Linked DNA regions of Mus musculus: region 1 is linked to region 2. The links are chromatin loops, found by intact Hi-C in ENCODE. Cell type or tissue: left cerebral cortex. All regions are shown on one strand. Each heading gives the region's core, and the rest is flanking DNA. Links, peaks and the distances in the headings are about the cores only.

The links. A loop is a pair of places that touch in the nucleus more often than their neighbours do. Peaks named below come from ENCODE experiments on the same cell type or tissue, not always from the same donor. Only the 100,000 strongest peaks of a DNase experiment are listed, where the experiment ranks them.
Region 1: it touches region 2 in a loop (2.2-fold over the local background); 2 of 42 quality-filtered maps call a loop at or near these places.

What each region holds. Positions count from the first base shown.
Region 1 is chr13:58,932,616-58,937,990 of GRCm38, forward strand. The region is part of intron 12 of Ntrk2 (neurotrophic tyrosine kinase, receptor, type 2); the gene reads left to right. Among named protein-coding and RNA genes, the nearest start is that of Ntrk2, 130 kb to the left of the region's middle. In left cerebral cortex, for the core only: no CTCF peak of the experiment used is centred there; DNase peaks (open chromatin) are centred at 2,303, 3,594 and 4,105; H3K27ac peaks cover 4,294 bases.
Region 2 is chr13:58,862,693-58,868,067 of GRCm38, forward strand. The region is part of intron 9 of Ntrk2 (neurotrophic tyrosine kinase, receptor, type 2); the gene reads left to right. Among named protein-coding and RNA genes, the nearest start is that of Ntrk2, 58 kb to the left of the region's middle. In left cerebral cortex, for the core only: a CTCF peak has its summit at 3,262; a DNase peak (open chromatin) is centred at 3,726; H3K27ac peaks cover 2,321 bases.

The DNA.
Region 1 (5,375 bases), core at 147-5,146, 70 kb after region 2:
CTATCTACCTATCATCGATCTACTTATCTATCATCTATCTATCTACCTATCATCGATTTACTTATCTATCATCTATCTATCTATCTATCTATCTATCTATCTATTTATCTATCTATCTATCTATCTGTCATCTATCTAAAGTCATAGCTAGGTCTAAGTGCACACTAAAAGTCTAATCCACACATAACACCTATTTCAGCAACATCTTCTGTTCTCTAACCTTTGCTAACTTCTGTGATTTCCACCTACAACCCTGCGACTGATAGACTTAAAGGCACATTGGTGGTGTCATTAGTAGGTTCTTTGTTTTGCTGGCAGCAAAGACCCAAACTCTTCGCTAACGATTGCTTTCAAAGTCCACCCGGCAGGTAGAACGGAGCAGCACCAGGGACTGTGTGGCCAGGAGTATGGACCTGAATTAACCACAGCCTGAGAATAAATAATGGTAGGGTATATGCATATAGGGAATTAAAATCTTGTCCCTTTCCATTGCCCTCTGCTAACCACCTGCCCTTTAGAGGTTTGCCTAGCGAGAGCACCTCAGATCTCATGCTGTTTGAATTACAGAGCTGCAGTTCTCTAGTGTGAATAGGCCTGCAAGCTGAGCTGCTGGCCTGCTGTGAGCGGGAGAGCATGTCTAAGGACAGTCCCTGGAGCATGCTGCCCTACTGCTGCGTCCTGACCCAGCAGCAGAGAGGTGGCCAGCTGCTAATGAATGTGGGCTCCTTGCTGAAAGAACAGTCTCCCAGCTACCAATTCCTGTAGCCCCCAACCACTCCCCACCTGACCCGTCCCTGTACCCCTCTCATTCACTTTGTCATGGCAGTGGCCTTTGTGGGATCCATCCCATCTGCACCAGGCAGCAACTTTGTCTGTCCCTCCATTCTCACTTGAGGTCCCCTTCAGAGCCAGGCTGGGATATTTCATTTAAAAACCACACTCAGCTCTATTATACACTCACACACAGAGCATAGCTTGAGAGGAAACTTATTAACATTCCTTTTTTAAAAGGTAGTTTATCTTTAAGGATTTTTAGGTTTTTCTCTTAACAATCCCAGCATGTTTGGGAACTATTTTGAATCCTCTGTAAGCATGTCCATCAATCTTAATAAACCAGAACCCGTTTAGGCCCCACTTGACATCAGGGGAATACTGTAGTATTTTATACTGAGCCACTACAGTATGGCTCAATTCCGGTCTTTTTGTGAGTCCGTGGATTAGAGTGTTTGCACTGGCCAACCACATTGTGCCTGAGAGGGCCAGTCACTTCCACAGACCTCTCAGAGGCTTTGTCTCCAGGTGCACAGTGGGTCTCAGCACAGAAGGCTCCGTGTCCTGAACACCCCCACTGCCCAGCACTGCCCCCACTGCAGCTAAGTGACAGCTCCTGTCACCACTGAGATCTCTGTCTTTCCCAAAGGTGTTGACTTACCCAGAGGCCAGCTAATAGCAGAAATCTTGACCCCCGAAAGGAGAGTGAAATTCAAACAGGCAGGCAGGCCAGGGTCTCAGTGTGACCAACACTCTTAAATATCGGCCATTTGGCACCCAAAAAAACCAACAAAACAAAACAAAAAACTTAAGCTTTGATGTTATTCCATAAGAGGATGATGGATTGTTTAAAGATTATTTTATAAGGTTCCTCAGATCAGAAAGAAAAAAAGGGGGGGGGGAATAATTTCAGTTAACAGCTAGGAGAAATGTAGGGTAATTTTTTTTTTGTTCTGAGATGTAAAGAAGTGGACAGATAAGGAGATTTAATATCAAACGTTACTTGGCATCTTCCAGGGGACAAGGAGAGCAGCGGCTATTAGAAAATTGATTCTTATGGTTCCTGTGTTCTTTGTCTTTTCTTCTTTATAACCCCCAAGGACCGCCATCAGCAACACAGTATTCCTTTCCTATACTCTTCCTTTTATCCCTGGCTTTCTTTGGTCCCCCAGAAGAAATCTGCTCTCTGAGGATTCACAATGGTGTGTATTTTATTTTTACAGTGCCAGGAAGAGAGAAGGGACATTTTTATTTTTCTGGAGTTAGGTCTGTGCTCTCTGACAGGAACTGGCATTACAGTGCCAGGCAAGTCTCCACACTCACAGTGGTCTAGGTGAGCCAGTACCTGCCTAAAACCCAGGGGCAACTGTCAGGATGCCAACCATGTCCCGGGGGAGCAAGGACCCAAGCTTCCAAATCTTATTCTCTAAAGAAGATGTGAAACCTGGATTTTTATATGAAACCTACCTATTTTTAAAAAGTTGGCACAGTTATTTTTAAAACATTATGTAGGCCAACAAAGCCTGCCTGTGGGCCGCCAGTCTGTTCCTTCTGTCTTAGAGAGAGTCATTGTTCCCCACTGTATCTGTCTGTCTTTCCCTGCAAACTCTCTTTCTTCATGACTGCCACTGACAGGTGCATTAAGCAAGTTCTGACAGGAACTTCACCCGTCCAAAGGTGCACAGCTGTCTGTTACCCTGTGACTCCCTCCTAGCTGGGACCCCAGGCCCTGTCACCTTGCTGGGTTGTCCCTACAGTCCTGTCTTCTCAACATTCTCCAAGTGCAGAGCCATCCTGGTCCTAGTCAGCACTCTCCTCCGCTTTATCTGACACAAATCCCTTCTCTCCAGGTGCCATGTCTTCTAGACTCTCAAGAGAGCAGAATGAGATGAGATGAGTCCCGCTCCCCCATCTCCATGCTGGCCTCAGTGGACTGATGGCCCTACTTAGCTACAAAACATCACCTCAAAGAGATAGGGTTCCATAGCTTGTTGACCTGCCATGGTTGGGTCTCTGGGGCGTGGTTGGGTCGCTCAGGCAGCTGAGATGGAGTAACAAAGAGCTTCTGACACCACAGCAGCCAACATAGAAACTGTCCTAAGACTGAAGAGGGCTGTCTCCCAGTAGGAGACATGAACCCCAGTACATATTAGAGAGAATCAGCTCAGCAGTCCCCCCTCCCACCCCTCCAGTCTCAGGCCTCCCCACAGCCAAGAAAACCAGCGCATTCTGCCTTCATCTTGGCCCTCTACTCTTCGGGACCCTGAACCAAGCTCACAATAGCTAGGGGTCTTGAAGCCTGAGCAGGCTTACACAGGGGTTTGCAGAGTAAGTGACTGAGAGAGTGTGCGACTGAATGCAGTTTCAGGGGCATGCTGAGAGAACAAGCAGGGGGCACTTCCTTGCTTCTGCTCCCCCCCACCCTCTACCCCCATCTTTCTAAACTGACCCCATGATAGACAGAGAATGTTGTCTGGTTTTGTTGGCAGCTCTGCCTAATTATAACACACTGAACTCTCCACCACCCCTTCTTGCAAACTAGACTCTCAAGCCTGTGCTGACTTCTGCCTGTGAGGGGGTGAAACACACCTCCACCTGCTTTGATACATGCTGTCTAGAGTCCCTCCCTTTGCTTCCATCTCATTCTTTCACACTCTAATTGAAACTCACTTCATCTTGTTTGGTCTAGACTAGAGATTCACGGGGAGGGCTCCGCTGAAGGGGGACGATTCCATACAACAGGGAGCTCAGGAGGTGGCTGCCTCCAGCTGTGTGGGCTGTGCCAGGCTCTCTGCTTTATGATGACAGAGCTCCCGGGATCCTGTAGCTCAGCAGACCTGACTCCAAGGAACCTGGTACAGAAGTTGCCATTAAGAACATTCTGCTCCTTTTGCATACCTCAATACTTAGCAATCTGTCAAGTTTACCTAAGGGCACCTGGGACAGCTGAGGGCTCTCCTGAATTTAAATTGCTTTCGGGTGAGTGCTGCCAGGCTTAAATTAGGTTGACAGAATTCCCGGCCCAGAAAGTTTGATAGCAGTTTTCACTTGAGAGGCGGCTTCCCAGTGTGGATAACTATTTCCTTGTCCTGGTCTCGGGGACAGAGGGACCTCCCAAGCTACTCGAGCATGACATAAATCATTCACTCTGCATTTAGTCTGGACTCACACTTCAGGGTAGCCAGTGATAGTGAAGCAACTCCCAAACCCACACTACACCCCATTGTCTGTGTTCTGAGTCTTAGTGTTCTTGGGAGGGAGAAAAACGTATAAGAAGCAAGGAAAAGAACCGGAATTTTTCTCACCAGCTTAATTTTAGCCGATGCATATATGAACTCACAAACAAATAAGAAGTAGCAAGACATTCTCAAGAAAGATGTGTCCCTGGGCTTCATCCCTATTGGGTCCAAACCCATTTGCTGGAATCCAGAGGCAGCTCGTGACTCACTTTTGTGCCTTTTTTCCCCTATAATATTCTGGGTTTTCAAGTCTCTTTTTTCACATTTCCTGTAAACAATGCATCTCTTTTTTTAAAAAAGATTTTACTTTTAAGTACTGTTTTAACAGTGTGGCTAGACTATAAATGTACTTGCTGAATTCATCCATTTCTTTAACAAGCCAATAAAGTTTTATGATTCATCTCCATGTGTCCTGTGTTCTCTGTAGATCACACCCCCTCTCCTACCCCCCCACGCATATGGCCCCTGTGTCATCGGTGGTCTGGGGGGCTGAGACATGTCAATAAGGAATTTTGGGGAGTCCTACCTACTGCGGGCGCTAGAACAAATCATGGCTTGGGGACAGCTTTGAGAGTTTCCATCAGTAAGAATCACACACACAAGAGGTATGGTTTATGATTCTTACATGAGAACTACTTCCATTAGTTAAAAGGTATTTGGTACAGAGTATATACCAGGAAGCTTTGTGGGTTTTTTTTTTTTTTGTTTGTTTGTTTGTTTTTTGTTTTGTTTTGGTTTTTTACCAACTAAACTTTTATATTCTTTACAAAATACTTTTGATGTTTTACCCCAGCAAGAGGGCACACAATGTCCTGTCAGTTCATTCACTAAGCAACTAAGCAACTCATGTCAGAGACAGAGAGCAGCTTTTATGGTCCAGGATAGAGATCTCAAGGACAGCAGTACCTGGAGAGACATGACCAGTTATGGCGGCAGACTGCTCATATGTCACGTCCCCTTAGTCTCCATTACAGGCTCTTCAGACTTTCCTTCCGCATGTCCCACTTTGGCTACAGGCCAAAAAATAAGATTTAAACAACTGCATCTTGGATTTATTTGAGCCCATGACCACCTTCTGGGCACCCTGAAGGGGTTATTGTTACTGCATGAGTGGTGGTTAACTTGGGGTAAATTCACCTTACAATCAAAAGGGAGTCTACCCAGGACTTAAAGGATGCTGATGGTAGTTAAGGGGTATTGATTTTGCAAATATGTGCCAAACGGTCTTCCACAGGCTACCCAGGGCTCCTCACAGCTCTACAGAGCTTACCCAACAGTACAGTTTCCGTAGTTTAACGTGCTCACCCCTTCTGGCCCTGGCCATCGAGCAGAGATTATTCTTGACCACGGTGAATTGTCAGGTTA
Region 2 (5,375 bases), core at 166-5,165:
GGTTGTTGTAGTCATTCCCATTAAATCTCCCTCTTAATTGAGAGTTTAGCTGCTTGGCTGTGTCTGCTGCAGTAAATCTCTGGACGGGTGTGCTTCTTCCTCTGCGTCTGTGGGAGCAAGAACTCCAGAATGAAGCCAGAGACTCCCGCTTGGGAGACCGGCCCTTGGTTTGTTCTTCAGTAAAAGTTTTATTTATGAATAATTTTGGATTGATAGAAAAGTTGCAGACAGTACGGAGAGTTTCTCTGCTCAGGGTTTCCAGCATTGACTTCTGTTGCTGTGGTCCATGTGTCTCCTGGAGAATGGGCATCGGCAGGTTATAGTTCACCATCTTTAGGCTTTGTTTCCATCTCACCATCAACAGCCGTTTGATGCTCTTTGGGGCGAAGCTTGATTCAGGCAAAGGCCCAGAGATTGAAAGCTCTAAGAGTCAGGTCTGTGTCCTTTGAAAGCCACACACTGAAGGGACAGTTTTACATGGATTTGGATGTGTTTTCCTTTGAACATTCCTCTATGGTACTAATATTTGAATTAAGCTTCTCTTATGCATGCGGGCTCATTTTTTTAATGCATCAATTCTTAGGTTTGTTTTGTGGCTTGATCATAACTTGGAGGGAGTCTCTCAAATATTTTTTTTAAAAAGCACTTATTTATAAAAGTAAAAAGTCAACTGAGCTTTTATTATGTATTTGCATGTGTGGCGTGAGTGTGGAAGCCAGAGGACAGCTAGTAGGAGCCAGTTCTTTCACCACTCGGGTCTCCGGGGGGGGGGGGGGCTCCGGGGGGGGGGACTGTAGTCCCCAGGCTTATAAAGTCTTTTTCCCTCCTCCTTGTTCCTCTTTCCCACTTACTCCTTTGTATTACATATTTAAAATAAAACCATGGGGCAGCAAAGATGGCTCAGGAATATAAGCATCCTTGCGGTGCTAGTGGGAGGAAGTGTGTTCACATACCCAGCATCCACGCACGAGCTGGGCATGGACTCGAGCTTGCAGCCCCAATGCTGGGGAACAGAGGCAGGTGGGTCCCCAGAGCTTGTTGGCCAAGTTGCCTAACTAAAATACATGAGCTTCAGATTCGGTGAAGGACCCTGTCTCAAAACCTAAGGTGGAGAGTGATGGAGGCTGACACCCAGGCTCCTCTTCTGGCATCTGCACACATGCATGTGAGGAGCACAGACCTACAGATACAGGTGTGTACATGGACAGATGTGCCCGTGGATAGGCATACCTACACACAATAGAAAAGAAAAGGCAAACTAACTATTAATGTCTGGTTTGAGAAAAGACTGATTTATTTTTGTCTTTAACTGTTTATTAAAAGGCCAGCTATCAGGGAGGAATAAATGAGAGAGAAAATTATGCAGACTTGGCCTTGGGTGACAGCAGATATAGATGACCCCAGGGGGCCATAAACCAACGTGACCAATTAGAGATTAGTCTCATTGACTGTGGGATCGAGTCTTGGTGGGTATTTATGAGTTTCACAGTCATAGCATTCAGGTAACAACCATCTTTAAAATTGATTCCTTTCTCCTTTAACCTCCTTAAAACTATAGTAAAAAAAAAAAAGGAAAAAAAAAAAAGAAGAAAAATAACAGTCGTATCCCTGGTGGGGAATTCCACATTAAGGACAACAGGAGGTCAAGCTTGACCTTTGCCCTTCCATTTGTTTGCATTTCTGCTGCCATCATGGGGTGGCTGGCGAAGGTGGGCTCTCGCTAGTCTTTGTGGTGAGAGTTAATCCCGTTTCACTGGTGGTATTTTTGATGACTATAAGGGAAGGGTGGGAAGAAGTCTGAATCACAGCCTGAGAGTCCCGTTCATCACGATGTCGATAGCTTTCCTACACAGAGTGAGCATGGCCGTCCTGATGTCCCTTAGTGGTGTGTACCTCACTCAAGCTTAGCTTTCTCGGGATGCTTTAGGGCGCAGGGAATGAAGAAGACCGAGAGAAGTCAAAATACAAACAAAAACAGCCCAAAATTCTCTGTACTAATGATTTGCAAAGCTTGAATCAGACCACCTGGGCAGTCTGTGTTCTTATCCCAAGTTCTGAACATGAGAAACCATTGCCCGGTGTCAGACACTGCTTTTTCCAGAGCAGGGAGGGACAGCTGGAGGAACAGCTATGGCACTCTGGCCCAGTGCACCACGTATAAGATCTGAGGGCGTGAGGTCGGAACCAGAGAGACCCAACAACCCAAGGTCCCCATACAATGTCTTTAGACCATGGTCACTGACTCCAGGGACCCACCCAGGGTGATGTGTGGAGTGATAACTGCTATCTGATCCTTAGGCGTCCACAAGACTAGTGCCTTCCACAGATATTAGCTTCTGGAGACCTGGGCTGGTTTAGGAAAGGGAGAAAAACCCTTTCCCAGGCTCCAGGCACTGCACTCTGCCATCTTGGATCCAGCCTTTCAGAAGTGAACCTCGCTTCCCTATGTAAGCTTTCTAGAATCTTCCCTTTAAGGAGGTCATATAGCCATTGTGTATTTCTTAGAAAGGGTGGGTGAGGATGAACTCCTTCTGATGTCTAAAGTTGTTCCCTTTCTCTACTCCTTTTTGGAGTGGCGCACAGGTAGATGTCATATGTCACAGACATGTCATTGTAAGCAGAACCAACCTCATGGTTTTGTATTATCATTTGCAGCAAAATATGCAGAGATATTTTGCTCTCAGTATTTGGGTACCTAGTGATTGCTTTGTTTTATTGAAGAATTCTTGTGCGTGATTCCCACTTTTGACTCCAGTAAAATGTTGCAAGGTGTAAACCAGGATTTCCTTATCCTTCCTTTGTGCACTAAACCTTTGAGGGCCCTGCTGAACTGTGGGTGCGAGGTAAAGGATTCGGGAAGAGGCCCATGATCCTAAGTAGCTAGTGAGCTCCTGACATGGCTGGTTCATGGACCACTCTTTGAGTGGAGAGGATGTTTTGTAAGGATCGATTAGAGGAACTATTCAAACATTCTTCCAGAGCACTCCACTAGGTCCTCAAGGATAGCAGATCGTAGTAACAATTAAAGTGCAGACTAGACCGTGCTCTGACAGGCATTCTTCTTGGGTTTGGCAACAAGTAGAATGGATTTGGTAGATGGTTATAAAGGTTTTAGAAAGGGAAGGAGATGGAGACCATGGCCACATACACACACATCTACAGCACGGGGTCAGCAGAGGGGTCTCCAGTGGCTGTGGTGTATCCTATTCAGCTTACAGGCCTGAAATAAAGATGAACTAGATCCCCCAGTGGCTCTTGCTGGAATTCAATCCTACATGCAGAAAAGCTCTCCACAAGCAGGCAGATGTTCATGGTGACAGTCGTGAGACCAGAAGCAAGCATGGGCTTCTTTTTCAGGGAGGCCCTGAAATGATCACTAAGAGCTGAAAAATAAACTAGTTTTTTGCCACAAGGCAGGGATTTGGACCTGTCATGACTAGCTTCTGACCAAATAGAGCAAATTTGGAGAACTCTAAGGGCCAGATGTTTCTTAAGCGTGAGCACTCTGACTGGGGTCAGATGGTCCCATCCACGTCAGCACACCAGCAATTCAATATGTCCGCCTTGGAGCAGACCGACAAGAACTCGATGATGACACTCTTATTTTGAAGCTTGTGATTCTTTAGGCGTTGCAGAGAGTGTCTCTCTGGCCCACTCATCCAGGAAGACTGTCACAGCTCCAGGATGCTCATTCACACAGCAGTGGGAGTTGGTGACTTCTGCTCCCTTATTCAGAAGCAGTTGTCTCCTATGCAAAAACTCGCGTCAGGGACAAACTATAAATATCGGAAGTGTTTTCCCACAGTTTCTCCCAGTGCTGTTTTGTCAAAAGATTCATGATGTGGGGTGAACTGGCGCTCTCTCTGCTGCACTTAGAAAGGCCCCAAAGTAGCAGATCTAGGGACGGAGTGTTCAAGTCAAGGAACACAGCGAGAGTAAATTTCTCCTGGAGTTCCACAGAAGAGTAGAATGTGAAGCCCATGCTGTTTCAATCACCAGGACCTGTTCCTTGTCCTGGGGCTAAAACTACAGAGCCATAGATTCTTTCTTGCCTTGAGAAACCAAGGAGAAGATGGTTTGGGCACAAGCCTTAGATAACCAGAGTAATTAAGATTCATCCTTACAGTTCTTCTAATCTCCAGAGTACTAAGGTTAATTGGTTACACCTTCCTCGCTCATCCTTGGGAAGACTCCATTCTAACAGGAAAGAAGAGACTCAAAGCTCTCAGCAAATTGGTGGCTGTCAGACTCTGGGCTTAGTCTCCTCGTCCCCCTCCGAGGGGGCAGCCTGGCCAGCAGAGGCTGCTGGCCACATGTCAGAAGCATGCTGATCCAAAGCCAGGACTGTCCACTAGAGAAGAAGGAATATGCAATTTGCTCTTCCTACTGCAAGGGTTTCTTTGGGATCGTTTTAAAGATCCTGGAATCTGCAAGATAACACTGAAGGAAAAGACTAGTTTGAGGAGTATTTGAGGGGTTGGAGGCTAGAGGATGGCTCAGCAAGCAGGTCAGTCCTCAGCACCTACAGTGTGGCTCACAACCATCTGTCATGCCAGTTTCAGGGGATACGAGGCTCTCCTCTCACCTCCTCAAGCACCATGGGTGAGGTGCACAGACATGCATGTAGGGCAAACAGTAAGACACGTAAAATAAATCAATCTTAGAAATTAAGACATTAGCGAGCTTAAAAAAAAAAAAAAAAAGAAAGAGACACGTCTCCCCACCCCCACCATTGCTTTTCTCTTGGCGGCAAACCATGACTGTGTCCGTGCCACCTCTGTTTGCCTTGTGTTATTCTCTTACCCTCTGACTGTGTCTCTACGGAGCTCTTCTTGCAGCTTAACAGGTCATCATAATCTATTCAGGCTGATCTCCAGAAGTGCAAAGATTTGCCCATGAGGCGTGGTTGATACTGGAAGTTAAGATTGAGCTGAGAGTGCTGGTGTGCACACCTGTAATTCTAGTGTTGAGAGCCGGAGGTTGTAGGGTCACCGCAAGTGTGAAGCCAGCCTGGGTGAGACCCTTCTTCAAAAACAAAGCAAAGCAAAGCAAAGCAAACAACAAGAGCAGAAACCCAAAGGGGGAAATGATAATCTAAAGGAGAAAGAGAGAGAGAGAGAGAGAGAGAGAGAGAGAGTGAGAAAGAGAGAGAGACAGACAGACAGACAGAGAGAGACAGAGACAGAGAGAGAGAGACAGAGAGAGAGACAGAGATAGACAGAGAGGTTATTTAATGTGGAATGGAGGTGTTGGTAAGAACTTTAGGTTGGTAGTGTCCAGAAAACAAAACAGTGCTTTGTTCTTTGCCACTGGCTGGCCTCTCGCCTAAGTGCTGTCTCCTGGGGGTAAAGCCACCTGCAGATTACTTTGGGGCT